7 separate regions of the Mus musculus genome follow, and regions 2, 3, 4, 5, 6 and 7 are each linked to region 1. A link is a loop called in an ENCODE intact Hi-C map of the cell type or tissue named here. Cell type or tissue: left cerebral cortex. All regions are shown on one strand. Region 1 holds the start of Gm31838 (a long non-coding RNA gene). Region 2 has its middle 39 kb from the start of 4931403M11Rik. Region 3 has its middle 21 kb from the start of Gm41110. Region 4 holds the start of Gm41110 (a long non-coding RNA gene). Region 5 holds the start of Zmiz1 (zinc finger, MIZ-type containing 1). Region 6 overlaps Zmiz1 (zinc finger, MIZ-type containing 1). Region 7 holds the start of Gm41113 (a long non-coding RNA gene).

What was found. Hi-C counts contacts between places; a loop is a spot of excess contacts. Peaks named below come from ENCODE experiments on the same cell type or tissue, not always from the same donor. Only the 100,000 strongest peaks of a DNase experiment are listed, where the experiment ranks them.
Region 2: it touches region 1 in a loop (11-fold over the local background); 2 of 42 quality-filtered maps call a loop at or near these places.
Region 3: a loop joins it to region 1, with 2.5 times the contacts of the local background. A loop is called at or near these places in 3 of 42 quality-filtered maps.
Region 4: it touches region 1 in a loop (2.1-fold over the local background); 4 of 42 quality-filtered maps call a loop at or near these places.
Region 5: it touches region 1 in a loop (2.7-fold over the local background); 12 of 42 quality-filtered maps call a loop at or near these places.
Region 6: a loop joins it to region 1, with 2.1 times the contacts of the local background. A loop is called at or near these places in 9 of 42 quality-filtered maps.
Region 7: a loop joins it to region 1, with 3 times the contacts of the local background. A loop is called at or near these places in 3 of 42 quality-filtered maps.

Annotation. Positions count from the first base shown.
Region 1 is chr14:24,777,407-24,781,406 of GRCm38, reverse strand. It overlaps Gm31838 (a long non-coding RNA gene), which reads right to left and starts at 329. Exons shown (of 7, transcript XR_874416.2): 1 at 212-329. In left cerebral cortex, a CTCF peak has its summit at 2,217 (motif pointing left); DNase peaks (open chromatin) are centred at 2,045 and 2,846; H3K4me3 peaks cover 865 bases; H3K27ac peaks cover 2,354 bases.
Region 2 is chr14:24,576,724-24,580,723 of GRCm38, reverse strand. No RefSeq gene overlaps it. Among named protein-coding and RNA genes, the nearest start is that of 4931403M11Rik, 39 kb to the left of the region's middle. In left cerebral cortex, no CTCF peak of the experiment used is centred here; DNase peaks (open chromatin) are centred at 1,268 and 1,725; H3K27ac peaks cover 2,113 bases.
Region 3 is chr14:24,909,486-24,913,485 of GRCm38, reverse strand. No RefSeq gene overlaps it. Among named protein-coding and RNA genes, the nearest start is that of Gm41110, 21 kb to the right of the region's middle. In left cerebral cortex, no CTCF peak of the experiment used is centred here; a DNase peak (open chromatin) is centred at 1,673; H3K27ac peaks cover 1,205 bases.
Region 4 is chr14:24,887,849-24,891,848 of GRCm38, reverse strand. It overlaps Gm41110 (a long non-coding RNA gene), which reads left to right and starts at 927. Exons shown (of 4, transcript XR_874421.2): 1 at 927-975. In left cerebral cortex, no CTCF peak of the experiment used is centred here; DNase peaks (open chromatin) are centred at 784 and 1,785.
Region 5 is chr14:25,455,522-25,459,521 of GRCm38, reverse strand. Zmiz1 (zinc finger, MIZ-type containing 1) reads right to left here and starts at 337. Exons shown (of 24, transcript NM_001310666.1): 1 at 1-337. In left cerebral cortex, CTCF peaks have their summits at 795 and 1,798 (motif pointing right); DNase peaks (open chromatin) are centred at 350, 1,190, 1,771, 2,609 and 1 more place; H3K4me3 peaks cover 2,891 bases; H3K27ac peaks cover 2,411 bases.
Region 6 is chr14:25,563,747-25,567,746 of GRCm38, reverse strand. All of the region lies in intron 3 of Zmiz1 (zinc finger, MIZ-type containing 1), which reads right to left. Among named protein-coding and RNA genes, the nearest start is that of 4931406H21Rik, 21 kb to the left of the region's middle. In left cerebral cortex, CTCF peaks have their summits at 309 (motif pointing right), 1,624 and 1,823 (motif pointing right); DNase peaks (open chromatin) are centred at 306, 1,836 and 2,274.
Region 7 is chr14:25,376,332-25,380,331 of GRCm38, reverse strand. All of the region lies in intron 1 of Zmiz1os1 (a long non-coding RNA gene), which reads left to right. Gm41113 (a long non-coding RNA gene) reads right to left here and starts at 1,055. Exons shown (of 2, transcript XR_874439.2): 1 at 862-1,055. In left cerebral cortex, a CTCF peak has its summit at 2,296; DNase peaks (open chromatin) are centred at 1,301, 1,830 and 2,232; H3K4me3 peaks cover 1,424 bases; H3K27ac peaks cover 2,163 bases.

The DNA.
Region 1 (4,000 bases):
GCCCAGGCCTAACCTTTTGGGCACTCACATCTTATCCACTTGACTTTGGATGTTGTGAAAATCAGTGAACTCTCAGACTTCCTTCGAAAGAAGGATGTGTTGGCTAGGATCAAGTGGTCCATTGAGCAGCATCAGCTCTCAGGCAGCAAGAACCCTTGAGGACACAGGGATGTGACAGGACTGGTGAGTGCTGTGGAGAGACAATACCCACCTGGCTTCCCATGTGAACATTCTGTGGAGGTTTTCAACATTAACCTTTCTTTGTGAACCAGTGCTCCTCAGCAAGATGGAGGCCAGGGAGAGTCACATCAGCGGGGCGCTCTCTGCTGTATGAAAACCAAACAGTACGTCATTTTCTTAGACATAAAGAGTGCTTCCTAGGCCCTTCCCCATCTCCCACACAGGAGCTGACCAGTAGAGGTACTGTCCTCATCTACATAAAAGGAGTGTGGACCCTACGTCCTTCTGCCTTCCCAACTCATTGCTTTCTTGGTTTGGGCTGAGGTCATTTGTGTTTGAGACAGGTCTCAACACATAGTACAGGCTGGCTTCAAACGCTTTTTCTGCCCCAGCCTCCCAACTACCAAGATTACAAGTTTTGCAGCAGTGCCCAGTTGTACTTCACAACTAGGTGGTCACCTCAATTCATCCCCAGCCTCTACCACTCTAGAGTAGAAGCCATTATGGTAGTGCACCTCAGAGTCATCGGCAGGACCCTATGACATCACGTGAAGACGGTACTCTGGATGACACAGGGCTTCCCTGGCTTACAGTCCCCTTAACCCCGTGCAATGGGGAACGTCTCCTTACTGTGGTCTTCAGAGCTGGGGCTTGTGAGGAGAACCAAGCACCTTACTTTCACTGCCAGCTTCAAGGGTCTGGGGCTCTGACTGCTGGCTAGAGGCTAAGAACTCTCCTGGAAGCCCAGCCACTCACAGGACTGACAGAGCAAGTGTCCACAGGGGAGGAGATGTGGATTATCGGAACAGGGAGGTGAGCAGCTGAAGAGGCCAGAGGAACCTCAAACCCAGCTACAACCCACACTGGCCAGCTGGGAAGGTGCCTCACAGTGGCAGGGCTTCTGATCTTGTAAGAGAGAAGCTGAACATCTGGCCAAGTTTTAAAATGGACTTCCTCCTCCTCCTCCCCACTGCTCCTCCCTGCCCCCTTCTTTCCTGATGTGTGTGTGTGTGTGTGTGTGTGTTTGTGTGAGTGTGAACTGTATTTCTCAATCTCTTCTCAGTGAACCCAAAGCTCCCCTATTTCTCTAGACTAGCCTGCCAGTGAACCCCGTAGATTCTTCTCCCGTTCTAGGAATTACAAGCCCATGGGGAGACTCAAACTCGAGCCTTCCTGCTTGAGTAACTAGCATTTCATCCACTGAGCCGTCCTCTCAGCCTCTTAAATGCAGTTTTTTAAGTGCATCTAATTTAGCAGGAGTATGAACATGGGGAGGGGTAGTTTGGCTTAGAGAGTGGTTAGGATCTGAATTACATTGTTGTCATTGTCCTCAAACTTTGACAAGGACAATCCCCTGCTGTGTTGAGTGTGTAGGTACATGCCCAAAGAGCACCTATTTTGAGCAAGGCTATGAGAGTCTCCAAACGCAGAGATAGATTGTCCCCAAGTTTGTCAGCCAGAACCATTCCTCCCATGTGCGTGAGCACAAAAACAGAAAAGACACTCAGGTATCTAATGTATGACATTTATTGTAACCAAGGGGCCCTACACCCGTGTGTTGGTACCTAGACATGTGAACTCCTGTGCCCACTGGGCTGTGCCCTCCGTAAGATGTGCAGCATAGGGCAAGGCTGCTTCCTGAGATATCCCTGAGGGGTGGCACTGTCCACAAGGGCGCACGGTAGTGGCTGCTGCAGCGAGGAAGAGAAGGCGCCTGCGCGTTAAGGAGTCGAGAGACACAAGGCACCCGCAGGGAGGGCCTAGCGAGCTGGAAAAAACGCTGGTATCTGTCCTGCTTCCAGGTCCCGGTTGTCCGCCCCGTCCCCAGCCCCGCAAGAGGAACAGTGGGGAGGAAGTGGGAGGGAACAGAGAAAAGCTGGCAGTGTGGCAGCTGCACCCTGGGCGCTGTGGGAGGGAGGAGGGCGGCGCGCAGCCGCGGCCATTAGTCACCAGATGTCACCTTCTGCTGCCAAGGCGGCGGCTGGCTCAGACAATGGCCGCGCGGTGGAGGGGCGGGCCCGGCCAACCCCAAAGCCTCGCCTCTGCTGACACCTACTGCCCTAGGCCCACACTCAGGCTGCCCAACCTCGGAGCTCTTTACTGGGGCCGTTTCCTTGCCTGGCCCCAGCACCACCTGCTCCACATCCCCTCCCGTTTATCTGCAGAGCCGGCTCACTTTTCAGTGCTAGCGGCACCTCCCGCGTTTCCTGCTTGCCTCCTTGGCCCTCCTCCAATTTCAGAACCTGTCTCTCAATGTACAGGACTGTCTTGACTACAGAATGGGTGGTGTATGGTGGGGCAGGGACTCCCATTTTACCGCCCTGTGGAAAGTGCCTGGTACCTAGAGCGCTGATCTCCAACGCTGTAAGATAGTTTATCTCTGCAGTGGTACACTTAACCCCATTCAGAAAGAAAAAAAAAAAAAATCCTTCCCTCACTCCAGAAATCCAACCATGGAATTGCTGCATTTTCTCTTCACTGGGCACAGATCCTTCCTCCATCACCACCCAAAAATTAAAAAATTAAATAAAAGGGAGTCACCCTTTTATGATGGCTAACGCAGAGCGAGACCTTTCATGTTCATTTAAAATATGCCCAGGCCCACTGGAGTGCGATGAAGAGACCACTAGCTTGTGGGATGAAGAAGTTGTCTTCTATATGAATTGAGAGGACCAGGAAGGAAACACGTTAAGCTCTGTCAACCAAGCATGCATCTGAGCTCCAGCTTTGGATTTTTGTTTTTATAAACCTTTCCAAATGCAAACAGTCTTAGCCCAGGGACCATACAAAAGCAAGCTCCAGACAGGCTCTCCGTTCCCACGTATGCATCGCTCAAGTGGTCATACTTGCAGCATCCAGGGAAGAAGCTTGGCATGTCTGCAGGCTAGGGTCAGGGACAGACAGTCAGACTCACCCAGGTTGGAGTCTCAGTTTGTCCCTGGGCAGCTCGTGACCTTGACCAAGCCTGGGGGTAGGGGTGGGGGTGGAAAAAGCTTTGGAATATTCTTGAAGATCTGCTAGAAGTGCATGGGTTTCTACCATTTATCCCTTACTGCACTGCCCCAGGGCTATATGCAAGTTCAAGTACACACTCTGAACCTCAAGCCAGAGTAGAAGAGAAGACTGAGTTATAGCCACAGAAAAGGAAGTCACCTGTGCCAGATAGATCGGAAGTAGAATCCCAGCCTTGCCCTAGCCTGGCTGTGTGACCTTTCAGTAAAATAACACATCGCTCTCTCGCCTCTGCTGCTCCCATCCCGGCATGCTCAGGGTGGCTGGTTGGTCTTGACCAGAAAGGCACATAACCCCACACCTGAAACATGACAAACCAAAGGGGATGGTGTCACTGCAGCTGTTGTAAGCTCTCTGTATAGATATTCAGATGACCTTAGGTCCTAAGGCCCTCTGACTCTCATCTATACCCAGGGCAGATGAGAGATGGTGGCCATGTAATCAGGGAGTACTGCCTGGAGGAGGAACTAGTATGACCTTATCCCTTCATGGAGCCACTGGTCTCCTGGGGTCGGGGAAACAGTTGAAGGGGGAGGAAAGATAGCTTTGGATCTATGTTGTCCCTTGGGAACGAGAACCCACAGTGACAGGGACAGAGGAGCTTCCCTCTTTCTGCACCAACCAAGATTAGACCAGGTGACTGCTTGTAGATTTAAACATCCTTGCTGAAAATACAATACCCTTTATTACGAAGGTCATTCTTGCATGATAGCAAATTCAGATGAGTCCAAAGGAGACAAGTGACATGATACCCCATCCCCCATGCTTCCAAGCACACCCAGCAAAGTCGGACGTGGTTCTAGGAAGT
Region 2 (4,000 bases), 200 kb after region 1:
CAAGGTATAGGACAGGCTTTCTGCACATAGTGACAGGCTTTTCAGGACATCCTGAGTGATAGTTGACTTTCTCTCTGATGTATCTGCTGCTATAATAGCTTGTCAAGATATTGTATTAATATTAATTAACATTAATATATATTAATATAATATACAAATAATAAGGAAATAGTTCCTGACCAGGTATGGCAGCACATGCCTTTAATCCCAGAATCTGGAGTCAGAGGCAGGTAGATCTCTATAAATTTAAGGTAGCCTACATAGTGAGTCCAGTACAGCCATTGCTATACAGAGAGACTCTGTTTCAAACAAATAGAGAGAGAGAGAGAGAGAGAGAGAGAGAGAGAAGGAGGGAAGGAGGGAAGGAGGGAGGGGAAGGAAGAGAGGGAGAGAGGGGGGAGGGAGGGAGAGGAGGAAGAAAGGAGGGAAAGAAGGAAAGAAAAGAAAAATGCATATTTTCTAGGTTTGGGGGACTAGGTTTATTTGGCATACATATGTATATGTTGTATACATGTGTGTGAACATGCATGGGTGGATATGTGTCCATATGTGTGTGTAAGATTAGAGGGCAGATGCTAAACGTTCTGTATGCCACTCTCTGCCATAGTCTCTTGAGACAGGGTTTCTCACTGAGCCTAGAGTTCACCAACTTTTTTAGTTAGGCTGTCTGGGCAGTAAACTTCAGGATTCCTACTGCTTCCATGCCCCTCAGCACCAGAAATAGAGATGTGCATGGCCATGCCCAGCTTTTATGAGGGTGCTTGGATCCAAACCGAGGTCCTCATGCCTGTGCAGCTAGTGTCTTACCCACTGAGCCATCGCTTCTGCCCCAGTGACAGAATAGATGATAAATCCCATGGCTTGGGCCCTGGGATGAGGGAGTTGGACCTTATTCAACATGAAGAATCTCCAGGGTCTGGGAGCAGGCACAGAATGCTGATGCTGGAGTCAGGGAGTTGGCTGTTTCTGTGAGCAGCTAACAGTTTCCCTTGCAGAACTTGCTTCCTTTCACCAGGATTCCAGCTGTGTTTGCAAGCAGGCGTCAGTAGGGCCTCCTACCCCTCAGCTTCTCACACCCAATAGGCCCTCTCACAGTTCCCGGCCAGCAGGGAGGCTGCTTAAGGGTTATTCAGGTGCAAACAAAGCATCGGGCTTTCTCCAGCAGACACAGTGCTGGTAGGAATGGGCCACACACAGCTCAGTCTGATGCCTTCCTGCTGTGTACCTGAGCAAGCCTGGCCCCGCCATGGTGTGTAGTGATTACCCAGAACGGATCTAGTTTGGAGTAGGAAGCACAGTTTGGATGATTCCGTTTGCTGGATGGAACAGATCCACCTCTGTCCACCCTGGGGCTCGCTGACAATCTAGAAGCCGAGCCTCCCCAGCTATCCCCTTTGATGATGCTGTTCGAACTACTCTATAAATACATATTTCCTGAATAAAATAAGGATTTTTGTCTCCCTTGCAGGAAACTGTACTCTTCTTGCTTCAAAATAGCTGGAACTTGAGAGCCATATTGTTTAACAAGCTGATGGAAACCCAAAGGGAAATGAATCCTGAGATATGCAAAATACATGACATCTTCCCACGAAGAAACAAAACAAAACAAGAAGCCACAGCAGCCCACATGAGCCTCACAGGCCTGCTCTCCAGAGCACAGAAGCCTCCTCGCCCTTGGCAGCCAGGCCAGGAACACCCCCTATCCTCACCATCTGGCATTTTTGTCTGCAAAGCACAGGCTTGCTATCCTGGGCGGCCTGCCACCCTGACGACAGAGCCCTGACAACAGAGCCCAGGCACAGGAGACAGCAGCACGCTGCACCCTCCCTGCTGCAGTCCCAGACACACACATGCACACACATGAGCACACACAGGTGCACATATACACGTGTACAGGACAGAACGAAACTTTAGAGCCCCCACCTACTCTCTGGTCTTGCCAAAGTGGGTGCAGGCCAGGCCTGCCCGGCATCTCAGCTCTTCCTAACACCATCTTTTCCACTCACCAGCCAAGGAGGGCAGATGTCAGGGGGAAGTGAGGGAGGGAGGAAACAGCTTAGGGCTGCCAGCAGGACTGGAGGGAGGAAGCAGAGCCCTAGAGAGTGCATCAGGCAGGTGGCAGAGGGGGACTCATTTGCTGGGCCATCTGTTGGGAGCAAAGAGAAGACCCCTAACTCCACAGCCCAGGCCCTCCCCTGCACAGACACTCTCTCACACACACATGCGGCACCAAACACAGATGCTGATGCCAACACAAGGACCTAGGAATATGGCCAAACACATACACAAGTATCCACACATAAACATCCACACCTGTATATACCAGTATACACATACACACACATAGCACCCTTCCCATGCAGATGCTGCCATCAACATGTAAAACCACATATGCACATATGCACACACATGCACTCACACATATTCGTGACCATGTGAACACACACACACAAATGCCCATAACTACACCAATGAAGTCATCTATACTCATGTATATGTGTAATGCTACTGGTGTACAGACACATGCACACACATACACACTTTCTCACATGTATGCATATCCATTCATACATCATATAAGTGCCTATACAGGAATACTGAAATCCCTAGTCACATAGGTTAATACCTCATTGCCCACTGATACCAATGGGCCTGGTTCCATCTTTTCTTCCATGCCGCTGAGATCCTCAGTACTTTAGGTAAAGCAATACACTGACTGCATAAAACCTACATCGCTCCATATCCTCCTGGAGTCTCCACATCACCTCTGGACGACTGATTGCAGCAGTGTGTGAACAATGGTCATGCTGCATCATATAAGGGATCATGACACAGAGGGAAGTGAGTGTGTGGTGGGTACGGGTGCAATTTCATTTCAACTCTATTCAGTCCAAGGATGACTCTACCCATGCATGCAGAACTCGCAGACCTGGAAGAATGACTCTTGTCTCACTCATGTCCTAACCAACCCACACAAGCTCATGTCTTCCCTGCCTGGTCTCTGTCACCCCCCACACTCTGCTGCCTGTCCCACAGATGTCTCTGGCCCAGATGTTCCCAGTCTGTGACCACACCCTGGAATCTCTCTAGTACCCTTCATTAATACTAACACCAGAATCCTGCTCCAGAGTTTCTGACTCACCTAGTTGAGGTAGAAGTTTGGAAGAATTGGGAATCTCTTAAGTTGTACAACTGGCCTAGCAATTTGTCCCCATTCCAAGGTCCATAACCTAATGGGACTTAAAACTGCTTAAGCCTAGAGTGGGAGAGATGGCTTGGCAATTCAGAGCACTTGCTGCTCTTGCAGAGGACCAGACAGAGGTTCTCAGAGTCCACATGGGGCTCACTATGTATGATTCCAGTTTTAGGACATCTGAGGTCTCCTCAGGCAATGTATACATGTTATATACTTATACACATGCAGGCAAAACATTCAAACACATCAAGTAAAAATCAGAAAAATCTGTTTTAAAAATTACTTAAAATAGGCAAGATATGTACTCACTAATAAGTGGATATTAGCCATAAAGTACAGAATACCCACACTACAATCCACAGACCCAAAGAAGCTAAATAACAAGGAGGACCCAAGAGGGAACACTTGAATCTCATTCAAAAGGGGGAATAAAGTAGTCATAGGAAGCAGATAGAGGGAGGGGACTGGGTGAGGGATGGGATAGGGAAGAAAACATGGCAGGGATTAGGAGAGAAGGCCAGGAGAGTGAATGGAAGACGTCAGCTGGCAGAGGGGACATCTCTAGGATGTTCCAGAGATCTAGGATGGGGGAGGGCCCAAGAAGTCTATGAGGGTAACGCTAGCTGAGACTCCTAGCAATGGGAGACATGAAGCCTGAAGTGGCCACCTCCTATAGCCAGGCAGGCGGGACTCCCAGTGGAGGGATAAGAACACCAACCCACCCACAAAACCTTTAATCCAAAACATGTTCCACCTACAAGAAGTGCAGGGACAAAGATGGGTCAGAGACTGGTGGAATAACTA
Region 3 (4,000 bases), 130 kb before region 1:
AGAAATTGGGGTACCCATGGAGAAGTGAGGTCAGCCCCTCACTGTCCATCTGGAGGTCAGCTGTATTTCAGGAACCCAATCCACCCTATAGTGGCAGAAAGAAGCCCAGAAGTATCCATTTCACCTCCAGGACTAGGGCTGAGAGATGCTCTATTGAGAATAGAGCCCAAGCTGTGGGTGGGATGGAGTAAGCAGTCAGTAGGTCCCTGTTGTAGTAGAGAGAGGGTGCAGGCTTCCCCAGAGCCAAGAAGAAGGGACAAAAAGTCAACTGGTAGAGCCCTGGGCTGTGTGAGACAGGAGGAGACCATAAGAACACAGTACCCCTCAAATCATGGTAGCTTAGGCACAGACCTCAACACCTTTGTAGAAAGCACTCCTCCTCCTCCACAGCATCCTCTCTTGACTGCCCTGGGAAACCAGAGGGGAAAGACAGATGTTCATTTATCCCTTTGGCTGCTGTAATGAGATCCCACAAAGATTAGCTTCAAACAACACATATACACAGTCCCACCACTGTGGAGGATACAGGTCCTAGCAGGGTTGCTGATGAGGCTATGCTTACTGTAGCTCTAGGGAGAATCCTTCCTGGCTGCTGGTGCCTGGTGTTCTAGGGGCTCTTCAGTTGGGAGATGCAGTACTCCATCATGCCCCATTTCCATGTCTCCTCTCTAAGCGTCTCTATGTTTTCCCTCCTTGTTGTCCTGTGTCCACACTTCCTCTTCATACAAGGAGTCAGTTAGACTGACTCAGTGTCCCATTTAGAGTCAACATTTTAACTGACTCAACTCTATAAGACCTCAACTTCTAGACACATCTAAAAACCTGGGGGTGTCAATGCACTTAGTTAGGGGAGACATAACTAAATTTATAACTACATAGTAAGAAAGAGAAACATACAGTGTCACCTGTCACCTGTCACCAGGCCACCCATGTGGTCGGGAAAGTAGCTCTGAAGCAAATGTGGACAGAGCTTGTGCCTGGTCTACACTGATGGCTCACGTATTGAGAAGGGGATTATTTCTACTCTTGAAAATGACTGAGAGGTTCCAGAATGTACCTCAATGTCCTTGAGGGGTGGCTTCCTAGCCAGGCATATGTGTAAGCATTCAAGGGCAGCAGAGAAAGCTGTATCTTATTCTCACCTCCAATATGCCATTATATACCCAAGATGTATCTGGGGGCCAGGCCTGGGGCAATCAGTGTGACATAGAGTAAATAAAACCAAGCAGGGGAAAATGAACTCAGGAGGTAATGACCTGGTAGCCTGTGAGAGGAGGAGGGGTCTGGTGGACCCTCCCTCGGGATGGGAGATTCTGTCCAGCAGCAAGATTAGGGCAGAGCCTGTATGAAAAGATGCTCAGGGGTCTGACTCAGACCAGTTCTGGGCACATCTTTTTCTTGACCCTCCAGGGAAGTCTGCATCCCACAGAAGGACTTTACTACTCTCTCCCCCTACACACACACACACACACACACACACACACACACACACACACACACACACACTGGACAGCGGATGTAGATTTTACGTGTGTCTGCAGAAGGCTAAAACTGTCTTCAACCAGAGCCACAGTGATCAGATGCTGTCTCAGACAGGGATGCAAGCATTTCCTTAGTTGGAAGAACTTGGGCAGACTGTGCCAGAAGTGGCTTATAAATAGACCGCTACCTCCTCCCTCCTTCTCTTCGCCCAGGCTCCTGGTCCCAAGTCTTTCTCTCCCATTTGGCACAGTCCCAGGTGGGTTTTAATTAACAGTCCTGCCTTCTCTGCTGCGCACATCCAGGTTTGCCCAGGCCTGGAAAACACTTCTCTCTCTTTCTCCTCTGGCTTTGGGGCTGAGCGGAAGCTTTTTGGAATCTTTAGACAATCTTAGAAATAGAATGACATCTCTCTCCTGTGGCACCTCTTGCCTGACAGGAAGGAATGTGTGGAAGAATGCTACCTACCCTCTGTGAAGGGGTGGCCTTCAGCCTTGGGTTTGGCAAAGAGGCCTTTACTCTGTTGGGCATCAGCCTTCATTAGAATACAGTGGGTTCCCCAAAGTAATGGAGAGGTCTGTAAACAGTGCCCTGTGCCCGCCATTGCCATCTCTAGCCCCCACAAACAGATTGTGTCTCTATCTAGCCACCTAATGCATCACTGTTCCCCTTTCAATTTAGTGAAGCAGCCTCAGCCGAATTGGACATGTGCCATTCTCACCCATTACCAGTAAGGGTGACCACTGTGTCAGTCAGTTCTCTGCTGTTAGAACAGTTCCCGAGACAAAACAACATATAAAGAGAAAAGGTTTCTCTTAGCTCATGCTTTAGATGTCTTACTTTGGGCCTGTGGAAGTCTGTTGTGGTGGGAACATATAAAGGAACAAAACCACTTGAATCGTGGGTAAGAGAGAAAGGAAAAGAGAGGGGTTTCTTATTCTCTCCAACTCCAAAAATAACCCCTAATGACATAAAGGTCCCTTACTAGGGGGACCTCCAAAAAGGTGCCACCTCCTCCTAGTTAGCTCTATGCTGAGGACTAACCCTTCAATTCATTGGCCTTGGAGAAAATTATAGATCAAAACTGTAGCACCCACCTGCACTACTGAACCTTTCCCACCTCTATGCCTCATTCCCTTTATAATCTGAACACAGGCATCTCTGCCAGAAGCATCTCTTGTGCCCATCCCTGTGTCCCATCCCTGTGCCTTCATCTGCTCATTCTTCTCAGGGTACCTTTTTCAACCAGAACAAGAGCCTCATTTCCCAAGGGGAAGCTGCTGGCGAACAAATGATATTTGTTGTGCTGCCAAGGGAAGGGGCAGCTTGGGATAAATTAAGTTAGAGGGCCTTGGATGCCACAACCCCCAGGACAGCAGTGAGACATAGCAGTAGACTTAATGCTCTCAAGATGCTTGCTCGGCCTCATCTGACTCAGTGGTTCCCAGGCTTTATCCCCAAAACATCTACTAAGGGCCTCCACCCATGGTGTGTGTGGAGCCTTGTGGACCTACTTTCAGAAGAACCACATAGTATTTAGGGTTCATTGATTCCTCCCATGGTGGGTCCGTGGGTGGCCATGGCAGTGGGGAGCCATGCTTTATGTCTGGATGGCCATTTCCCAACACTCAAGTTCTCTGTGTCTAAGGAGTAGGTAATTTTTGGCAAACAGGGTAATTCTTGTTCATCAGTGAAGTGGACAATCTTGGGAGGTGGCTGAGGTCAAAGGAAGTCATGCAATCTCTGCCTTTTAGGCCCCCTTCGGTCTGCCTGCCCGCCTGCCCAAGGTACCTTTGTGATCTGATATCAGAGGTGCTTCATTGCTCTGTGCCTCGTTTCCTTGCTTTCAAAAGACCCATTACCATGCAAGGGCAGCATGAGGTCTACCTGATACTGCAGTGGGGTTGGGGGAGGCAAACATCAAACCTGGCACACAGGGAAGTCTAGATGAGGCTTTCTGAAGGCTGTAGGTAGCTGACTGAAGGCTGTAGGTAGCTGACTTCCTTTGGATGCTTGCAGGGTAGTATTGAGTCTTGGCTATTTTTATTGGAGTCTGGTTTAAATTATTAACAGATTTGACAACACTAGGGTTGATCTAGGGACTCTGAGACAAGGTTCCAGTCTCTCAAGGGAGAGCTCTCTGTGTACCCAAGCTTCTGGAGTGACAGAGGAGCTCAGTAAGAGGACATCCTACTACTCTGTGAGGACATAGCCCCAAACAGACCCAGATGGCTCCAGGATCTGCCTTCGTCCACACAGCACTCTCTGACCCATGGGGCATTGCCACCTCACTGTATTGGGTCCTTGATCCCAAGGGCCTGAGGGTCTGCAAGACCACAATGGGGGGATGGAGCTACAAGATGCAAAAAAGTCGGTATTTCTTTCTGGTGGTAGAATTCCAGATGCCCACACCTACTAAGAAACAGAGAGGACAGGTGACCTCTGCCTGATACAGGATGTGGAGGGCACATGGAGCAAGACCCAGCACCCCAGATCCCATGTCCTCCTGTGCCTGGGGACA
Region 4 (4,000 bases), 110 kb before region 1:
TTCTTGTTCCTAACCATGCTCTTTCCTCTACCCTGCTATCCCAATCTCCACTCCATTTAACCCTTTCTGTTCCATCATTTCTCTTTCAATCTATTTTGTTTATATAAGAATATTGCCAACACTAAACAAGGACATACTCATCCTCAATATATCGAGTTTACTAAATTAGGCAACTCTACCAAGGCACAAAGGAAGTAGGCACCAGATCTGGAGCCCTGCTCCAGCCTATCTGTGTACTAGTTCTCACCTTCCCCAGAAACCCCATAGGGGATGGGGTCACTACAGCATGCTCAAAGGAACTGCCCTCATCCTCTCCAGCTGTCAGCTTTGAAACTGGAGACGTAAGTTGGTATCAATCAACGCAAATGACTCTTATCCATCTTAATATCCTTGCTAGGCCTTATAAATTCTAGCATGCCATAAATGCCAATAAAGTTTGTGGACTGGATGGATGGACAGACAGATGCATGCATGCATGAATTTATGGATGCATGGATGGGTGAATTTATAGATGTATAGATTGAGCTTTGTCCCTGTCTGGCTCCTGGGAACAGAAGTTGCTGAACCCTGGAGGTTGACCCATGCATGGAATTCTCCCACTAGGAGATGGATCCAGCCCTCTATTCTTGGCCCCATCCTGAAGTCCTCAGCACTGAGACACACAGACATGAGTTTTCTTAAATCAATTCTTGATTAAGGATGAGGTAACCAGCTTCATGTTCTATGTTCTCCAGTGTCCCACCCACAATGCCTTTCTGGCTTGCTGTCATTCCTTTGCAGAGTCCATGGAGCCACTGAAACAGAAAGAAGTGGGAGAGGAACAGCTGGGAGCTACCCTGGAGTGTGTGGAGAGTGACAGGCAGATGGCCATCTGTGTGCCTTGGCCTCTCTAGACCTGTCAGGAAAGGATCTACGAAGCCATAGCCAGACAAGAGTAAGATCCAGCCAAGCACCCTGGCTGACTCCACGCTGCAGGTCAGCCTCTGTGCAGATGTATGCAGGTGCACGTGTGAGTGCTGGCACCCACATACTACTCTGCCTAGCTACTGGGCAGGTCTTGCTGTCCATGACCCATGAAGTCACAGAAAATTGGGCAGAGATACTGACATGAGAACCCACAACTGAGGCTGAGTGACAGCAGGGAATAGCCAGGGCTCAGGAGGGAAAAGTGTCTTTTCTTCCAGCCCCTGACCCAGACCTAGTCACAGCATCTATGACTGTGGCTCAAGACACCTGCAAAGATGAAACACATAGAGCCACGCAGATGGTTCCCCAAGGTAGGATGGTCACTTAGGATTTTTCAGTTTTACCATGGTGTGAAAGTCGCATGCCCTGGGGGAACAGAGGCAGACTGTGAAATGAGATCCAGGCTGGTGATATTTGGGGAGTGACAGTCCATTAGCCAATTACATGATCACAGTGGAAAATGACCTGCACTGCATGGAACTGGGCTGCCAGCGTTTGGTGGGGGGTAAGGTATCCAATACGTGACATGAGTGGTCCGGCGCTTTATTACAAGGGCCTTGTGTGGGTTGATTCTGCCCAGCTGTGGGTGAGTGTGAACACTCTGAGCATATTGGAGGCAGGCTTGCTGTGCAGTGGTGCTCTGTAGAGTAGCTGTGTCACATGTGTTCTTGCTTGGTATTTTCAGTGGTATACACTGAGTCTGTGGAGACCCTACCCTTACTCTGACTCAAACAGCATATATATGGGTTAGAAAATAACATCCCTTGTAGGCTAAAAAGAGCTAGCTAGACTTCATAGTCTCTGTCTGTCCATCCAACCCCCACCCCAATGCTTCCAGGATTTAAAAAATGAAATGATTCTCTGCCAAGCTAGCTATATACAGTACAGGCCTAGTTTTTGTACAGACAGCCAGGAATGAAAGAGTTCAGATGTTGGACAAAGTACAGGCTCTTGTCTTATAGGCCTGTCACCTCATGTTCTGCCTACTGTGTCAGAAGAAGACTGGATGTCCCCACTGTGCCAGGCTGGGATTTTAGTGTAGGGCGGCCACTTTTCAGATGGGCTGGAAGATGCACACAATGGATTTCCTGGAGATACTGCCTCAGTCTCCTGTCTCGTCCATGGGCCCTGGCTGGCCTGATCTTGGAACCCAGCATCCTACCTTTGGGATAGCATGGGTACTAAGCTGAGGAATCAGGAACAAGGCTTTTGCCCAGGTTGCTTCTTGCTTTTTCGGATGCTCATTCTGTTCTGCAGCGTCCACCAAACCCTTTCCTTCTATAGGCACAATTTCCTTAGCTGTAGGGCAGGGCAGAGGAATTTCAGACTTGTGTGGGTCTTAGAGAAGCAGACGCTGTTTCTCTGTTTCTCTCTGTGTCTGTCTGTCTGTCTGTCTCTGTCTGTCTCTGTTTCTCTCTCTCTCTCTCTCTCTCTCTCTCTCTCTCTCTGTGTGTGTGTGTGTGTGTGTGTGTGTGTGTGTGTATGTAGAAGACAGGGGGCAACATAGCTTCTCTTGTTTCCACTTTCCTCACTCACCCCTGCCTGCACCCTGGTCCTTGCTGTTTAGAAGCAGTTCCTGCCACCAATGACTACCTACTATGTGCCCTAGGCTCCAGGTTTCAACCAATTGGGTCACTGCTGTCTCGCTGGAGGAAGGCTAGAGGAAGCACCTAGAGCCACTGCTGTTACACTTTCAGCAACAAAATACATACTGAGAGTATCAAAGTGTGACTCCTAGGATGGAAGGTCATGGTTAGGAATGAATCAGGGAGTGAAGAGGGCAGCTCATCCCTTGAGAAGAATAGCAGCTGATACAAGGAAGTTCCAAAGTTGCCACCGTGAGGGCAAGGTGATGAGTATTGCAGACATGGTGTTCTGTAAGCTTAAGACTAGAGGGTAAAAGTTAGTGGTGAAATGGGAGATCTGGATGACTTCAGGGTATCTCTCCTAACAGATTTGTTACTGTAAATGGCTTTTAGAAAACAAGACACCACTGTGGTAATCTTTAAAAACAAACAAACAAACAAACAAACAAACAAAAACTAGCAGATGCCATCTTCACCCTGGGGTCAGGTTAGCATCCAAAGTCTGAAAACACGAGGCACCTTAAGAGACCACATTATCTCTGCAGGTGCAGAGTTGGTCCTAAATAATGGGTAAAAATAAGGTTCTAGACTTTTAATCTTAGTCTCTCTGTGCCCCTGGTATAAATGAAGGTACTTGCTGCTTTTCTTTGGTCAAGCACATAGGACAACTCCACTCACTCTATAAGGATTGATCTGTGCCTTTATCTATTCTCTTCATCTGCCCCTCAGTATCCTGAAGTGCTGGGCTTGGTTCTCAAAGACAAATGACTAAAGGCCCATACAAAGGCACGGAGGAGTGGGAAGGGCATTCAGCCCACGAAAGGATGGAATCCCAACAGGATAGCAAGGATCATAGAGGGGCTGTGAAATAATAACCATCCCAAGACAGGGAAGAGCCCAGGGGAAGAACTGACCCATATTAACCAGCACCTGCTTTGCAGGCAGGGACCTCCCTGCTCAGGGGCGGTTGCTGTAAGGTTTACTTAGAAGAGATGGAAAAGGGATGGGAAAGAAAACACAGGGGGAAGGAAAAGAGGAAAAAGGATATCTTCAAATGACTTCTAACTAAAAAATCCCCAAAGTCCGAAATTTTTAGTATAAATTGGTATGTTCTATGATGCTTCTGATATCAAAATTTAGGCAAAGTTTTCTGATTCTGGGAAGCACAACTTTAAAAAGTGACTGAGCAGGTTGAAAGCCAGCAAGGAGCCAGCCTTGCCAAGGTTAGACCAGATGTGAATTGATACTGACATTAGCAGGATGCTCCTTGGGAATCTCGGGAGTGCTGAGAGCTATTGGTGAGAGTCTGTGAGCTATCAGAATCCCTATCCTTATGATCAAAACCAATCAATGCTTCACCCTGGTCAATAAGTGGCACTTCTCGAAATAAGGTTGATTGAAGCCATGTGGGGGAGTACAGGGATCCGTTTTGTATAGTTAATAGCTGG
Region 5 (4,000 bases), 680 kb before region 1:
CGCGCCGCCGCCACCGCCGTGTAGGGCAGGCTGGAGCCGGGAGGAGCGCAGCGAGAGCGCGGAAATCCACTCGGCTCCGACTCCGGCTCCGGCTCCTCACCGGCCGGGGCTAGGGTCAGCGCGCTGCGCGGGCGCTGCTCGCTTGCTCTGCAGCCGGATCGCTGCTCGCCCGGCCGGCAGCTTGCTCTCCCGGGCGCCCGCCGCCGCCGCCGCTCGCTTTTTTAATGTCCACAGACAGTGAAAAGGAACTCGGCGTTAGGGGGTGAGTAAGTGAATCAACTCGCCCGGAGCCGAGCAAGTTGAAGTGTCAGATTACATTGGCTATTCTATTTCCAAAGGGCCCCGCGCCGCCGGCCTCCCGCAAAAGCCGGCACGGAGTCACGGCGGGAGCGGAGTGCCGCGCCTCCGGCGCGCAGCTCTGCTTGCCTTGGTTCGCTCTCCATCTGCGCGCTCGCTGCGCTCTCCTTTTCTCTTTTCCTTTCCTTTCCGCCTCTCTCCTTTCCCTTCTTTTCCTCCCTTTCTTCTCCGTTCCCAGGTCTCAGCTCTTTTCCGAACCCTGTTAGGCACCGCGCCACCCTCACCCTCCTCTGCTGCTCGTTCACTCTCGTCCCTCTTCTCGCCTCCCTTCGCTGCTCTTTAACGCCCCCCTCTCCGCATCCCATAAGTTTGGAGCGGAGAGACTGATGTGCCTAGGAAGGGATCACATTGGTAGGAGCAAAATTACTTCCAGAAGGCGTACCCCGCTTCCTACTGGTCCCCTGCAGGAGTGCACTGAGACCTCAGGTGCTGTCAGCTATCTGAATTGGGGTGACTGGATTGCTAATGAGACACTGTGTGCGAAACTTCCATGTAGATTTTGGGATTATTCCTAAAACAGGGTGAGAGAGGGTGAGAGGACCCTAACCTTCACTACCACCGGTGACGCAGGGGAGACTAAAGTGCGCCTCCATTGACATCTTGAGAAAGAGCGAGAGGTGCAGCGAGAACCATAAATACCCACTACTACTTGAAGTTAAGAGCAAGGACGCCTTAGTGCCTGGTAGGGAGCGCCTGGGGCGCTGAGAGCCGAGCGCTCCCGCTTTGCAGAGGTGGAAATAACCCAACCAAGCCCACAGCCCAGGGCTGGGCTCCACTCCTACAGTGGCGAAGAGCACTCACGAAGCAGTTAGGTGCGCTCACTTGCGGAGGTTCCCCTCACAGACCGGCCCCCAAGTGTATCCAAGTGCGCACTCCCTTTGGCTCTTGTCCATTACCACTCACACAGAAACTCCTACACAAACGGCAAACGGGTTTGCGCCTACCTTACAGCATGGCACGCATACTTCTCATAGCACGCATGACCCCCTCCACACACTTGTACACACACTTTCCATCCCAGTTATGCCCGTGCACCTGGAGTCATACAATTGAACACACAAATATAGTGTACACCACCCCCGGTACGTTTAAAAACAAAACAAAACACGAGGCATTCCCCCGTGCACTACCTCTCACATTCGCGTACACATACCACACATGTTCCCCTTACTCTTCCACATCCCTTCCTCAACCCCACCCGCCTCTCGATTAGAGGTAATGTAGTCCTAAAGACAACAAGCGTCTAGGCTGGACCCGCGCGCGCGCGCGCGCGCGCACGCGCTCCCCTTCAGGACAGGCGGGGGAGGCTTGGGTCTGAGCCCGCTAGGGACTCCAGGTGTGGCGATAACTCCGTGCTCCGCGTTTTGCAGGCAGCCACGGTGTCGGAGGCGAGGCGAGGAAGGGAGCTGGAATAACAAAGGCAAGTTGGGAAGAGCGCAAGGGGGCGCAGCCCTGGCCGGGCCGCGGGGGGAGCCCTGCACTGCCGGGTCGTCGGAGGCTGCTTGGCCGCCAGCCGGGGGAACCGGAGGTGGGGAGGAAAAGTGGGGGGAGAGGGGCGGAGCCGCCGCGTGACGTCAGAGAACAATGACACCGCTGGGGGCGGGTTTGGGCAGGCAGCCCGGGCGGGGGTCTTTCTCAGGGCCTGGGGCGGGCGGATGAAGTCTTGGCCTCGCCAAGGCGGCAGTTTGATTGACGAGGTCCGCAGGGGAGCGCAGACGTGCCACGCAGACTCGTGAGTCCTGAGCCTCCTGGGTGGTGATCAGAGCGCACCGCAGGCCGACAGGGGAGCCGGCCGGACAGCTCCCCCCATCACAGACCCCCAGTTTAGAATATCCTTCAGAGGGCTGGCTGATCTGACCTCGGCTTGAACTCCTTCAGGGCCAGAGAGATCACTCCTTCCATCACCAAGACAAGAAGGCAAAATGCGTTTGCTCGCTTTGAATCCATTCTCAAAGCTGTGACTGTCTGGCAGCTGAGAACTCAGCCTGGAATTCCTGAGGGTAGACTGCAGCTCAGGTCCACAGGGACATTGGGCAAGGGTATCTGGGTGCGGGGGGGGGGGGGGGAAGCTACCTTTCTGGAGGCAAATTCTGACTCCTGCTGCTTTCGGGTGCAAGTGGGGGTGGGGTGGGGGCGGTGCTCATTTCTGGCCTCAGTCCTCGGACCTGTCACAAGAGATGAACTGTTAGCAACTTGCTCCACCACCCACCCACAGGTGGCAGCTGAGTATCCCCGGGGAAAGTGGGTGGCATGAAATCACTTCCAGACCTCTAGGGACACTGGAATGGCCTGGTCCCAGTACATTTACAACAACAAGAAGAATACCTCCCCCGACTCCACCCCAGCTTGTGGATGGCCCGGGTTGGGCAGGGCAGTCTGAGAAATCCTGGAAAGCTGGACTTGAAAGATGAGAAATCAGTTTGCTGAAGAAGCCACAGGCATCCTGCTCTCAGGCACAGCATCAGCACACCCAGGAGGCCACCACCGTCCTCAGCACCAAAGCCCCTGTCAGCCTTAAGATGCAAGAATAGACCCAAACAACAGCAGGGCCAGCTCCCGTTCCCTTGATGACCACCAAGTCAGGGCACTCAGCTCTGTGGGTCTTTCTCCAAATTTGTAAGTAACCTGAGCTAGTCACCTCTAAGAAGTGGAGAAAATGGTGACCTATGGTGAACATTCATGTTCAAAAGCTCCTGCCCAGAAGAAGGCCTGTCCCATCCCCTTTCTTTAAAAAATTACATCTCGTTTATTTATTTATTTGAGGGGAGGGACACACATGAAGATCAGAGGACAACTTTGAGGAATCATTTCTCTTTTTCCACCAATGTAGGTCCTAGGGATTGAACTTGGATCCTCAGTCTTGATAGGGTGTACCAATGGTGAGCCATCTTGCTGGTACCCAACCCCTTATTTCTAGCCTACATGTACACCTGGAAATCCAGAAGTAGCTGCAGAGGCTGGAGGAGTCTAGCAGGACAGAGCCCATGTTGCTTTCAGCCTTCCCCGCCCACCAAGCATGACAGCTTGAGGGCAGTAAATCTAAGAACTCACACCCAGGCCTCTTCTGAGGGCCCACACCTGAAGCACTGGGATTCCCAGGCCCTCCTTATCTCTGTTTCTCTGCTCAAGGGGTTACTGGGCCAGCTGGCCCCCTCTGGAGTCCTAGAAGGGATGGTTTATTTAGTGCCTACTGTGTGCTGAGTGAGGACATCATGACATTCACTTACTGCCTGCAGTTAGGGACACTACTGTCCCCTCCAGAGGAAAGTGAACTGTCAATCTTGTCCACATGCTGCTCAGACTCTCATTAACGAGGCATCTTGTTAGCCAGCCACTCTGCATTCTTATCCAGAAATTCTGTGTAGCCCTGGGCAAGTTGTTCTCCCTTTCTGAGCCCTCTGTAAACTAAAGGCTAAGTCTCATAACACTGATCAAGCCTTGGTGTTTGTCTACTCCCTGAGTTCCCAGTCTCAGCTTCAGCAGCAGTAGGGCCTGGGTGGAAACAGAGATGGAAAGTCCACTCTGTCAAGTCGACTCAGGTTCCTGTATTCCCCCTGGCTCAGAAGGCAGCTTCCGAACCCACCAGACTGGGGGTTGTGGAATGCAGGCTCTGCTTACACCCACCTTTCCAGCAGGCTTAAGT
Region 6 (4,000 bases), 790 kb before region 1:
TTCTGGCTCCTCAGGTATCTGGTGTGCATGTGAGATATATATATATATATTCAGCCAAACACACATACATATACGGTGTGTGTGTGTGTGTGTGTGTGTGTGTGTGTGGCTGACTTCTAAAGCTGGCTAGGACAAGGGTAGTGAGCCAAAGAAGCCCAGAAAGTCAAATCCAGGTCATCCGAGTGACTGGCTGGGGACCCAGAAAGGAAGCACAAAGAAACCCCAGGCCTGAAATACCAGCACCCAGCTCAGAGCCTGTAACCAACCAGGAAAAGACCTCCATGGGCATACCAGCCAGCAGGGGGCACTCTAGACAAACCACAGCATCCTGAGGGCCAGATGCTGACTCCAGACTCTCAAGTCCTCTGAACACCTCTACCTTCTCCATCATTTTAAAAGCTCGAAGGTGTCCTGCACTCTAAAATACAGGAGGGCCTTGTGCAGTCGTCCCTGGCTTCAAAGCTTCAGTTTCTCCATGGATAGGAGACAAGAGTCACTGGTGGCTCCACCAAGTTCTGCCTCCAAGGAGGATCTTCCAGGAAGGCCATGCCATTTAGGACCAGGAACTCAGAGAGGTCTTGACACATGCTTGCACATATCGATATCTTCGGTAGCCTAAGGATGCTCTGCCCACCCACGGAAGCTTCTAGCAAGTATGAGGAGCTTGCACATCCCTGGTCAGCAACCTTTCAGCCCCAAGGCTGCTTTTCCCTTATGAACGCTGTCAAGACCCCAGGCCTCACTTCAGGAGGCAAATAGCAAAGAGACAGACAGTACCACTCTAGATCAGGCTAACCTCCACAGGGTCTCTGGATTCAAAGGTCTTCAGGATACCTGTGGGCAAAGTTGTTCCCAACTTGACAGTCCATTTGATTTTGTTTTGGGGAACCCAAAACCCATAATGATTTTGTCCTAGATGACATGGTCTATATCTGTCCAGGTCTGGGCTCCATCTTATGGAATCAAGGTGTGACCTGGCTGGGCTTCCAACACTTGTGAGACTCATAGGACATCAGAGAGGTAACTGTCAGGAGACATTACAGACAACAGGAACAACAGAGGGAGTCCCTGCCCTCCTCCCCAAATACAATCTCATTGTAGTTCAGACTGGTTTCAAATTCATGGGGAATCCTCCTGCCTCAGTGCTGGTATTACAGTTATCTAGCTATTATATATTTTCATTTATAAAATAAAAGCTGAAGAAAGAGGCCCACACAGCACACTCCTTTACATTTATTTTTTCCAGATGGGGTCTTTGTATGTAGCCCAGGCTGGCCTTGAATCCATGAAGCTCTTGTTTGAGCTTCTTGAAACATTATACTTAGTTGAGGTGTCACTTTGAAACTGCTTGTATCAATAGTAGAGAATGGGGGCCAATAACACAGGAATGAACAGAGATGGCAGGCCTGAATTCCACACTGCAAGGTGCAAGGACTTGAAAGCTAAGGGTCTAGGGCCTGAGGAGAGGTTAGCACCAGGCAGGAAAAGGGGGTGGGGCATGGAAGGGACAGCCTGGCTTCTGTACACACTGTTTTCACTGGCTGCCCAGTTCCGAGGCAAAGCCTTTGAGAGATGAAGTGCAAGGCTGCCAGCGGGGCTAAGCTAGAAACCTCTGCCTTTCTAGCCATTAGCATGCTGCTCTTTCCATGTCCCCCCAAGACCGGTGGCCACAGTCTCCTGCGTACTCCTATCTCAAGCCATGGCTGGGTCCCAAATGAAGCCCTTGTTCCATCCCATTGGTCCAAAGCCAGTGGTTTGCAAGGCCACCCAGAACCCCATCACAGCACCCTGTTGTCAGGAAGCGGCAAGCCGTTGGCGGCCAGCAGAGGTCGCCCCACTGCCACAGAAGCACCACTCAGCTGTGTTTGCCTCCAGGTGCCTTTAGACAAAACCATCAGTGGAAGCAGCTCTAGCACCCAGGCAGGACCTGGCTCTCTACCAACCAAGAACCTGGTACCAACCTGGTAGCCTTTTCCAGTCTGCTGCCCTCTGATTAAGTGTGGACTCAATCAGGAAACTTTTCTGTGGTCCTGCCATCCCTGTCCTTGTGTCTTTCTAGTTAGCCTGGGGGGGTCTACAGTGGGTGGGTACCTGCTCTGCTACCCTCCCACTGTGTGAACAGGGCAAGAAGCTGGGCCTCAGTTTGTATATCTGTAAAATGAAGGCCTGGGCTAGCCATCCTCTGGCAGCCTGCCAAACGCCAGAATCCAAGGGCTCCAGCTGCCTGGAAACTCCACCTCAGTAGGAGCAGCACATTCAACTTTAAAATCCAAAGGTTCTGCCCAAGCGGTGGAGCCCGTAGCCTGGAAAACTCCCGGAAAGCCTCTTCCACCACTCCACCAACCCCCTGCCAGATGGCCCAACGCCCCAGGCACTGCCTCTCTTGAAGCTATGCCTGACCAGAGACCATTACATGTATGGAAGTTTTTAGCTGGTGACATGGTAGTCAGGCTGAGTCTTCCCGATTTCCAGGGGTGGTCGTGCTGGGAGAAGTTTCTGTTGACAGTATCATCTCCTGGCAACGCTCAGGTCAAGCTGGCCCCGTGCACTTAAAGCCTCCTGGAGAATGAACTGCAGAGAGCTGAAGGGGGACTAAGAAGCCAACCTCTTCAGCTACACCAGTGGAAAACAGTGGACAGAAGCCTCAAACAGGCGAGAACTCATCTGGCTGTCTTACATATAGGGTCTTTCCCTGGACACAGGGGTAGAGAATTTTTACTGTACAGTGGGCACTCGGAGCACCCCAGTGTGGGAAGAGCACCTCACAACCATCTTACAAATACTGTGTTTTCTTTTCCCACTTCTCAGGCCTAGCGAGTAAACCCGAGCGTCTCCAGGTAAAGGTGTTTTCACACGGCACACACATCTACGTACCCCTCTGCACTCTCCATAGCTGGTATGTGCACACATGGGCTGTTGGCCCAGATGCACTGGAGCACACACATCTCCTGACAGCTTGCACAGGCAAGTAGCACATCTCTGGGGAGCTGTGTGAGCAACGGTGTGCAGAAATGATTCAATCACCATGCACATCTGCAGCGCGAGTTGGGGGAGGGGGGAGGGGGACTGGCAGCAGGGCTGGGAGACTCTGCCCATAGCTTGACTGGAGGCTGTGTTTTGAAACAGGACCAGGGGGACAACCTTGCTCTGGCAAGAAAGAAAAAAAACAAAGAAAGAAAGAAAGAAAGAAAGAAAGAAAGAAAGAAAGAGGAAAGGAAAGGAAAGGAAAGGAAAGGAAGAAAAAAGAAAGAGGGAGGGAGGAAGGGAAGGAAGAAGGGAGGGAATGAGGGGTGGGGAGGGGGAAGGAGGGAAAGAGAGAGAGGAAACATAGAAGCCAGACTTTAGGGTACCACCCCAATCTATTCCTCCAGCAGTGTGGTGGTTTGAATATGCTTGGCCCAGGGAGTGGCACTACTTGGAGGTGTGGACTTGTTGGAAGAAGTGAGTCATTGTGGGTATGGGCATTAAGGCCCTCATCCTAGCTGCCTGGAAGCCAGTCTTTTCCTAGTGGCCTTCAGATGAAGATGTAGAACTCTGAGCTCCTCCTGTACCATGCCTGCCTGGAGGCTTCCATGCTTCCATCTTGAAGATAATGGACTGACCCTCTGATCCTGATGCCAGGCCCAATTAAATGTTGTCATTTATAAGAGTTGACTTGGTCATGGTGCCTGTTCACAGCAGTAAAACCCTAAGACAAGCAGCTTTAGAATTTTAGGGGGACAGAGGTCATGGAGCTTGGTCCTCTCCTAGCCTGTCCCCCTCCTCCCACTGCTCTTAGCCCACATCCCAAGCCCCTCACTTGGGTGGCTCGCTGCCTCCTAGTCTGAGGTCTGAACATATTGCTACAGCTGTGACTTGGCCTGCCCTTGGGTCAGACTGCCTGCCCTTTCACCGCTAAAGGTCCAGCAAAGTGTAGTTGGCAAGTGACACTACTCACTCACTCTACTCCAGTCCCCTCAGTGTCACTGTCACACACCTGTCTCCCCTTCAGCCAGGATGG
Region 7 (4,000 bases), 600 kb before region 1:
GAGTGGTACTGGGAAAGTGGAGTGCCTTATAGAAATGTGACAGGTGACACTGGGCTTGAGGGGAACCCCCATCCTGTGGAACTAATAGTATCATGGTCCAGAAACCCATCCAGGATGTTAAAGAGGCATGGGATTAATTGGGAGGCCCACAGGACAGAGGGTGTGTCCTCAGAGGAAGCAGGGATCTAGAAGGGTCAGTGGGAGATAAGGAAGGGAGGATCGGTCAGGTCTAGAGGGACGAAGAACAATGAGGAGGTGACCAGAGGAAGGCACAGGAGTGGCAAGCGTGGCCAGGTCCCAGGAGCAGTTACCCACATGCACAAAGGTAGGAGGAATGGTCAACAGGGGAAACCTGCTCATTCATCCACCCATCCACCCATTCATCTATCCATCCCCCATCCATCCATCCATCCATCCATCCATCCATCCATCCATCCATCCATCCATCCTTCCGTCTGTCCATCCATCCACTCACCCACCCACCCACTCATCCATCCATCCATCCATCCATCTACCCACCCACCCACTCATCCATCCATCCACCCACCCACTCATCCACCTATCCATCCATCCATCCATCCATCCATCCATCCATCCATCCATCCACTCATCCACCCATCCATCCATCCATCCATCCATGGCTCAAGGAATCTCCATGCCACAAACGTGGTTTTTGTGTGTGTAGGATCCATTCGTTCATTCCTGAACGAATCAGCATCCTTCCCTCATGAAGCTTGCATTCTTGATGGCATGTAAGGGGTGGGGGGCAGGAAAACAAAATGCCAAGCATGATAAGAAGGGCACTCGATGGGTGATGAGGCTGGGGCAAAAATAAAAGGCAGAGGAGGTGAAAGATCTCACCTGGATGGAGCCCCTCAGGTAGTTGTCGCCGTCCTCATGTCCTGAGGTCTCAGTCTAGGGCTTAGAAGTGTTGGTGACCTGCTGGGCTGCCTCCCCGACCCCGTGGACTGTTTGACTCTAGGCCCAACTTCCTTATGTATATATGGGATATAAAAGAACCTGTCTTATAGAGGCTCAGCACCTAGCAGGCGCTGTGCTCTGCACCATCTTAGCATCATCTTTATCCAAGGACAATTAGGAAAGGGTCGGGAGAAGACCTTGGGACCAGTAGCCCCCACCTCTGTCTGCCCAAGCCTCTTCTCTGCTGACCCAGCTGTGGAGGAAGGAGCTAGGTCCCCCACGGTGCCGTGCAGGCCCATGCCTCTGCTGGAGGCATGTGACATATTGTGGCCTGATGTGGTCTGTTTTTCCCCTCCTGGTGCAAGACATGACTCAGAGGGCCGTGCTGGGGGAATGCTTCCTCTGGCATGCCCACCTCATCGCCCCTGCTTTCTTTTGAATCGTTGAATCAGACTTTATATCTGGCTCTGCCATTCACTGGCCTTATTTATGCAGAAAAAAAACGGCCCCACAGTTCCAACTTGCTCAACAGCCCGAAAGACTTAGCTTTGGCCCCGAGGAGGGAAGGAGGGTGGGTGGGTTCCCAAACGAGGGGAAAAAGAAAGAAAAAGAAAGAGCCATCAACAATCAAAACAATGTCCTCCGCCCTGTCTAATCTGGGTAGCTTTCAGGGTTGGGGTAACGCGTTTCCACAGTGGATCCCCCCCTTCACCCCCTCCCAGGCTGTTTTCACAGGAAGCGAATCCTGGGGCGTTTTCAACGTGCCCCTCCAGGCAGAACAATGAGGCCCTTGAAGCCTGGGATCCTCGCTTCCTCCTGTTATCCCGGAGCAGGCGAGGGAGTCTGCGCGCGGAGGGGACCCCGGGACCTACGCAGGGCCAGCGGTGGGGGAGGGCCTGGCCTGCAGGGTGTCGCCGAGCCGCCCCGGGGAAGCCCGGCAGCCAAATCACAGGTTGGGATCCGCCGGTGATGCCGAGGTACCCGGTCTTTAACCGGTTCCCCGATGATGGGCGGGAAGGGGAGGAGGAGACGAAGATCCAATTACGGCTGCTCCGGCCGGGTCGCCCGGAGGTGGCGGCGGGATAGGGGACAGAGAGCCTCGGGCAGGCGGGCCTGGGATGCCTGGGCCGCTGCTCCCGCCGGGCCTCAGCTGCCTCATTGTTTATTGTGGAGCCGGCCTCTCCCCTTCCCGTCCTCTCCCGCCCGCCCGCCCGCCAGCTCCTGTCCTCCCTCCTTCTAGAAGAAAGAAGAGCCAGTCTGTGGAGGCGAATGAGTCATGAATAAACAAACAGCGTAGGGGGGAGCTGTCACTCCGAACTGACTTCCTGGCTGCGCTAGGCTAGGCGACCTCCTGGTGGGGCCCAGAAGTCAGCCAGGCTGCGGCTGCGCAGAGCGCATCGCACAACCCGGATTTGTCTCCCTTCCACCCCAATCCCGGGTGGGGTGCCCAGGACCTTGATTCTCAGGCTTGTTCTTAGCCACAGTCATCACAAACATTTTTGCCTTAGTGTGAGTGGGACATGGTGTCCTTGTCTGGTGGAGAAAGCCAGGTTGTAAACGCTCTGCCCTGACATTTGACAAAAGCGGTGCAATCAGTCAACTCCGGGTTGGGTTTATGCTGCTAGTATAGTGTAGAACTCCTGCTCAGAGGGCGGGGCGGGGGGTGGGGGCGGGTGAGAGCGAGAGAGTGGGGGGAGGCATGGAGGGAGGGTTGGTTCATGCACACAGTGCAGAGGGATACAGGGATGTGTGTTACGAATACTGGAACATAAGGAAGTGCACATATGGAAACAGAAGTGCATTTGTGTGGGGGTCTGGTGTGTGTGTGTGTGTGTGTGTGTGTGTGTGTGTGTGTGTGTGTACTGGATGACCATTTCTTAACTCCGAATCCATTTGCTTATCATGTCTCTACTTTGTCTTTCCCCTTTTTCCTTATGTGTTCCTGTGGGTCATTTGGGGCTATCTCTCCCCATTTAGTGAGACCTCAGGGCCCCAGCAGACTGCTAGGACCTGGCTAGGCTGACTTCAGTGTCCAGCCAGTTGTGGTCCCATGCAGGCTGGTGGTGCTGATTGGTCCCTGAGGGCTCTGATAGGGCCTTGTGGGTCAGCCCCGCTGTGGCCTGTGGCTGTGAGAATGGAATCTCACTTTCTACCTGTGGGAGCCCTCCCCTCCCCCCATGACCCCGGGGAGGGCAGGACCTTGGCCAGTCCAGCTCTTCTGGGAGCTGTGACCACATGAGGTCACCAGCAGGAAGGGGCAGGACTAAGTCTTTTTCCCCCAAATCTCTGGCAACCACCCATGCTTACCTGGGTCATGGTACTATGGCTGGGCCCGGAGGAAGAAGGATGTGAACACTGAGACTGAGACAAGGAAAGAGGACTCAAGATTCTTGGCTGGGTCCAGAACCTTCAACCTTGGGCCCTGCTCTCTCTCTCTCCAGGGTGACCCCAGCTCCCAAAACTCCCTAGCTTGGGCTTAGAGCTTCCATGTAGAGAGAGACTCTAAAACTGAAGCCAAGTGTGGGCTAGCTTCCTTCTTCTGAGATCTCTACCTATCACAGAGTCATCACTAGTTCCTTCTTGCAGGGGTCAACACTCTGATATTGGTTGGTAGCCTTCACCGTGTCCTGGACAAAGAAGGTGGTGGCAGGGGAATCCAGGCCTTACCCCAGGGACTCTCCCATCCAGTAGTTGATAGACAATTTGGAAGACTAGGAGCTACACAGGTTGGGGTGCAGGTAGATTCACAGCCTGACTCTTTTATCTGCCAACTCTGTGACCTACAACAAATCATTTGACCTATCTGAATCTGCCTTTAAAATACACACGATTCTCTCCTCCATAGGTGGGCTGCAGGAGAGAGAGTGCCTGTAGCCAACAACCTAAGTTTGGCTCAGGGCGTGGTTTTACTCTCTACTCCCGTCTTGATCTGGGCTGTGATCATCAAGGGTCTAGAATTTTCCATCTTGTTTATCTTCTGGCCCAGAGAGAGGCCAGGACCTGTAGACTATCTCTGGTAATTGAGGATTCAGAAGCAGTCCACACTGTAGGTAGGGGCTTTGTGGGAACGTTGGCACTA